Linked DNA regions of Homo sapiens: region 1 is linked to region 2. A link is a loop called in an ENCODE intact Hi-C map of the cell type or tissue named here. Cell type or tissue: dorsolateral prefrontal cortex. All regions are shown on one strand. Links, peaks and the distances in the headings refer to the core of each region. The heading gives the core; the rest is flanking DNA. Region 1 overlaps L3MBTL3 (L3MBTL histone methyl-lysine binding protein 3). Region 2 overlaps EPB41L2 (erythrocyte membrane protein band 4.1 like 2).

The links. Hi-C counts contacts between places; a loop is a spot of excess contacts. Peaks named below come from ENCODE experiments on the same cell type or tissue, not always from the same donor. Only the 100,000 strongest peaks of a DNase experiment are listed, where the experiment ranks them.
Region 1: it touches region 2 in a loop (4-fold over the local background); 5 of 110 quality-filtered maps call a loop at or near these places.

The regions. Positions count from the first base shown.
Region 1 is chr6:130,046,324-130,049,245 of GRCh38, forward strand. The region is part of intron 3 of L3MBTL3 (L3MBTL histone methyl-lysine binding protein 3); the gene reads left to right. Among named protein-coding and RNA genes, the nearest start is that of L3MBTL3, 29 kb to the left of the region's middle. In dorsolateral prefrontal cortex, for the core only: a CTCF peak has its summit at 1,465 (motif pointing right); no DNase peak of the experiment used is centred there.
Region 2 is chr6:130,871,043-130,873,964 of GRCh38, forward strand. All of the region lies in intron 14 of EPB41L2 (erythrocyte membrane protein band 4.1 like 2), which reads right to left. Among named protein-coding and RNA genes, the nearest start is that of SMLR1, 45 kb to the left of the region's middle. In dorsolateral prefrontal cortex, for the core only: a CTCF peak has its summit at 1,411 (motif pointing left); a DNase peak (open chromatin) is centred at 1,399; H3K27ac peaks cover 291 bases.

The DNA of each region.
Region 1 (2,922 bases), core at 151-2,650, 820 kb before region 2:
TGTTGAAAACAATTTAGTTATCAAACATCTTTGCCCTTAAAACACACTGGTAAGTCGATTCAAATCTCAGCATTGAAGGTAATAAAATGAAAATAACCTCAACAGTATCTTCTAATGATTTATTATTAAATCAGGCAAATATAGGCAAAAGATCCTTTGACTCTACAATCAAAAATAAAAAAGAGAGTTGAATCAATTAAAGGTAGTTCAAGCCAAACAAAACATGTGCAGTCCCTTATATATTTCAGGCATAATTTTTTTCTGATTGACCTGGATATATCCACATGCAGAAAAAGTTAGCAGATGTGTTTTGTTTGCTTAATAGTAAATCCCTTTTGTAAAGTTTATAATTTTGACTTTCTTGGTTGTAGAGTGGAGCCACGTGGCAAGTTTTTTACATATTTTAGCTCTCTAGGTTAAAAGAACTAATGATTTAAAGAAATATAAACAAAGGTGAAATTTCCATCATTCCAAAACCATTTGTAAAAGCATCACTAATTTCAGAACCTGGGTGTTTTATTGGAAAACATAGTGTTAGGAAATGTATCAGTCTTTCTGGAATTCTGTCTGTAGGACTTCAGTAATGTTAGCAGGACCTATCAACCTTTGTGGTCTAACATTTTCTATCATAGCAATGTTGTGGAAGACACAGTAAGCCCAAATTGAGAAATCAGAGAAAAATTTGATCCCTGTATGTTTTTGCATATGACAGAATATTTTGAAAATGTTTTGAGGTATTTAATTTTTGAGATAAGCAACTTTGATAAGAGCAGGTATTCTTTATTTTTTTTTCAGGCTTATAGTATGCCTTGAAAACTATGAATCTTGTCCCCAGAAAGCTGTATATGCACATATCATAATTTTGCATATATTTTATGGGATTAATCAACCCTCAAAGTCCATCTGTGGATCTCTGGCTTACAAGAGTGAACTGTGCCCCGAAGTGACATTGCATCTTTACTTTGTACTTAGACTGTAGGTCAGTTACTGGCAATACATTTTAGGAGAAAGAAAAGCTGACTGGGATTGAAGGTTGCATCGTGGGAATCGTTCCTTTTAACTTTGAAAGTATTTGAACCTGAAGCTTCCAGGTGTCATAGTTCTGAGTTCTGACTTGAAGATTTCACTCAGTGATGTTTTCTTTCTCAGTCTTTGAAATGGAGGGTGGTTTGCTGTTTTACAGCAATTTGAAAACTTAAGCCATGGGAGACTTTCTGTTTAATGTAAATGTTTGATGCTATTTCTTACATTTTGTATTTGTCAAATAAGCATAAATTAACATCAGTGACATATGATAAAAGTAAAATTACCTGAAGTGCATTGTCAAGCTTGTGCCTATTGTTTTTGAATTTTAATTCAAATTGATTTTTTATCACATTCTTTAATATCATTAATTAATAATTATCATGGTAGTTTGTTTTTTCTGCTCTTGCCCAGCAGATGGTACTGTCAGCCTTATTTTGAAATATTCTGTCTTCAAAGTGATCATTAAAAACATTTTTTTAAAGATTTCTTTTTCTAAAAGTAAAGTTATTTTTAGCTCTTTTCCTTCTAAATAAACTTTTACCTCTTCCTACATTGACATTTTGGTATACACACTTGGTATAGTACTCACATATTACCTGGGAACTGGTATCTGGAATACATAGTAGGGTTCGAAGACATTCTCACATTCCTTAACCATTTCCACACGTTTAGTCTAGAAACCATTTAATAATTGTGGACTATGCATAGAACATTGTTTAAGGTGCTGTTTTCACCTGATAGAAAGAATAATTATTGATACTTTTTGTTGAAGAGTTTTCCAACTTGCAGTTTAGAATGTAGTTTAGTAAAATAAATAATTCTATTGGCGTGTTGACTAAATCGATTTTTTCGGATTGGCAAATGGAGGGCCTTGCTTAAATACTCATAATTTGCTCATAATTTCTGTGAAAGATCTGAAACATCTTACTATCCTTTTGAATTTTGAGCTTTCTAGCTTTTTCATCACCTGCTAAAATTAGTGGGTCCCTAATGTTATTCTGTTTTATGGAAAAACAGAAGGAATACAGAAAACTGCTTGAAACCCATGAATGTGTGAGTAAACCTCACTGTTTCAGAGAGAACAAGGTCTCCACACGTAGGTAAGCCTTCAACACACACACACAGTACAACCAGGTTGTTGTAGAAACATACTTTATTTGAAGTGTGCTGTCAGGTGAAAGGAAATTTTCAGTATTTGGAATGGAATGTCCATGAAATCAAGATGCTGTTGCTTTTTAGTGATAAAATCAGCATGTAGCTAGTAGACTACTTGTTCAGGTCCCAGAGAAATTTCCAGTTATTTTAGAGGGCTACAAGTGAAGATAATGCAGAATTCTAAAGAGCAGTGAAAGAAAGAGGAAATGTGGCACTGGGGTTATGTGGTTCAGGCTTCAGCCTTCTGTGCTCACTTCTTGGATTGTAAGGAGAAGGATGTTCAGGCCATTATTTCTGGCATAGGGATATTCCTTCTCTCTGAACTGGGTGAGCCTGGGCAAGACAAGTTGATTCCTGGGAAAAGAGTAATTCTCCTTTTACTAAACGTGATTTTTAAATAAAAAATACGACGTAAGAAAAAATAAGTCTTAGTTAAAACACACACACACACACACACACACACACATACACACACAAAGTGTGTTTGAAATGATAGCCTATCAAGTAAGCTGCCAGCTCTATAGGACAGGGCAGAGCAGGGTCATTGGTATCCTTCAACAGACCTTGCTGCTTTGTTCTGTTCTCCTTCCTTGAATTCCAAAATTAGTAAAATGCAAAGGTCTTAGTATTGGTGGGAGGTGTATCAGGATATAATTGTCTAAATTAACTTTTACCATGTAATTAATTTGCTTGAAGACTATATGTGTCAGCCATTAAATAATTAATGACTTTCCTGAGCAC
Region 2 (2,922 bases), core at 96-2,595:
GTTTATTATTTGACATGTTCACTCCTATCCCCTTCAGACATCTACTTCTTGGGAGTAAAGTAATTTACTCCAGTTGAGTAATATAGCACCTAAATGTTCAATAAATATCTGTTGACTTAATACATTAGGAACAAATTACTATGTTATGATATTATTAACTAGGGTGGAAACCTTTTTGTACAGAGGGGTTTTTAAAGCTTCACATTTTTCTCACACTTACAAAAAGTCTGCTTTACAATGATATAACTCAAGCATGGCCAACTTTTTGACTTCTAGGTGGTACTACTGCCTATGATCTAACTTAAAAATAATTCAGCTAGAGCCAGGAGCCCTATTTATTCACGAAAGTGACTCCATTCTGGATGGAGAAGGGCACCACACCACTGAGCCCTCTGGATATTGTTGTGAAGCTGCCAAGGTACTAACTGGACTGGAGCCTCTAATAGACAGCAGGGCTGAGTTCATCTCTCCCAGACACTTGGACAACCATGAGCTGAAGATCCTAACATCACACACACACGTCTCTGCAGCACTGTCAACGTCTACTCACAAACTCTCTTGGACCTGCCCTATTATTCTTAAACACATGGTAAGGGCATGGTTTCATTGACCCAAATTAATACCATGTAAATCACATTACTAACAGAAGACAGCTATCTTTCCAGTTTTATTGAAAACTCAGAGGTTTCTAGATATTAAACTGAAAAAACTCTCAATCTATTTTGATAAGCAGGTAAAATTTAACCATGACTACATATAATAAACATATCCAGTGACCAGAACATTTCTGAAACACACATTTCATTATTATTATAGATCAGTGAATTATTATTATTGTTATATCTTAACCTCAATTAGCTGGATAGGTTCTGCCCAAGTTCAGGGAATTCCTTAGGGTCATTCAAAAGCAATTATGTCATGGAGCATGGGAGGCACTTCAGATTTTTTCCATATAAACAGAATTTTAAAAATAACATGCCATCAGAGGATGCCTGAAATTTGGGGTTTTGAAAATGTCAACTCTGCAAAGCATATCTGGTTGAGGGTTTCCCTCTGCTTAACAGCCCAGACTCTGGAACTTAATGATTTAAATTATTCTCTGAATTTAGGCAGATTTTTTTTTTCTTTGACCAAAGAAGCAGGAGAAACATCCAATCTATATCTTTTCTTCATGTTCCAATTCAGTCATTGTTTCTTGAATGTTTCTCCCAGGAAGAATTAATTTCACCAATGAAAGCACTGGAGGGAATGGTGCCTGAATATTTAAAAAAATGAAAATCTCTCTCATATGTGGCTTTTAGTAACAGGGGAAACAAAGTAAAATGCACCTCAAGCAAGTGTGAGAAGGGCGAGGAAGAAAGCTTTTCAGAAGGTGCATTAGCGCTCACAACAGCGCCCTCTGCTGTCCAAGTGGTGGCTGAAGTGAAGGTGGCTTTCATGCTATCAGAAAAGCCCTTTTCACTAAACAAAATTGATGTTATCTCCTCTTCTAGGCTCTAGAGAGGTCAGAAAAGGAAGAGCAAAGAATTAGCAATAAGTCAGAACAGACAGCAGTGACCTATTGGAAGAAAGGAAAGGTTACACAAGAAAGAACAACAGAACAGCATAAAATGAAAGAAAAGATGAGAATTCTGACAGATTCTGGAGCAGGCTTATGAAGAGGTTTGTGAGCGCCAGCTTTTCCACCCTGCTTGAGAATCTTTGATAGTTGCGACCTCCAGAAACCAGTGAAAACTGCTTGGCTGATCACCAACTGAGCACAACCGACCCACCCAAACGCCATTTCATATATTCTTGAGGTAGTTCCTTGGCCTTTCTCTGCACGGAATGGCCTCTTCAGTGGCCCCTACACTTGAAATGCTTATTCCTGTGTTACAGCTTGGGCAGTCCTCCCTCTCCTGCCTCCAAGGCCCTTCTTTGCCCTTATCTGCACATTCTGGGCCTTTCCAGTTTTCTAACCTCCCTGAGGCCCACTTCATAGTCTGCATTTTCTGTAAGGCCTTCCCTCACCACTCCAACTCCTACAATCTCCCTCCTCAATACCACCTTAACTCTCTGTACAACAAACATTCTGACAGCAGCCCACATTCATTCCCTCAGGCGTGCTAAATATGCCACAGAGTAAATTACCCTGTCCCCTTTTTTTGCAAAAAGAAACAGGTAAAGAAAAACAATTCAAAATAGGAAGACAAACTCAGAGTTGAAAGCTCAATGAGCAACGTGAAAATTATTTCTCCCTAAATTAAACCATTAAAGCAAATTTAACTTTGCTGTGTCTGGCTCTTAAACAATGGCTCCCAACCTGCCTGAGGGACAGCAGAACTGTCCTTAGAAACTTGAAATGTCAATATTCAAGAGTCATCATGAAGCACCCCCTCATGTCAGAAGTGTGAGAATAATTCCTAATAAACCCCACTATTCAGGTTTTTTTTTTTTTTTGAGACGGAGTCTCGCTCTGTCACTCAGGCTGGAGTGCAGTGTGCCGCGATCTCGGCTCACTGCAACCTCTACCTCCCAGGTTTAAGTGATTTTCCTGCCTCAGCCTCCCCAGTAGCTGGGATTATAGGCGTGCAGCACCATGCCCAGCTAATTTTTATATTTTTAGTAGAGACGGGGTTTTGCCATGTTGGCCAGGCTGGTCTCTAACTCCTGACTTCAGGTGATCTATCCTCCTCGGCCTCCCAAAGTGCTGGGAATACAGGCGTGAGCCACCGCACCCAGTCACTATTCAGAAATCTTAAAGAAAAATCAATGACGCTCCTAAGGGGCCCCTTCATACTGTGAGCTAAGAAGGGTGAGGAGCGCAGAAAGTGAGGTGAGGAGGGTGAGGGGAGTAGGCACTTGCAATATTCAGCAGAGGAAAAAGCTTTTGGACTGACTTAACTTCATTACCATCTCTATGATTACATCGTCCCTTGGGGA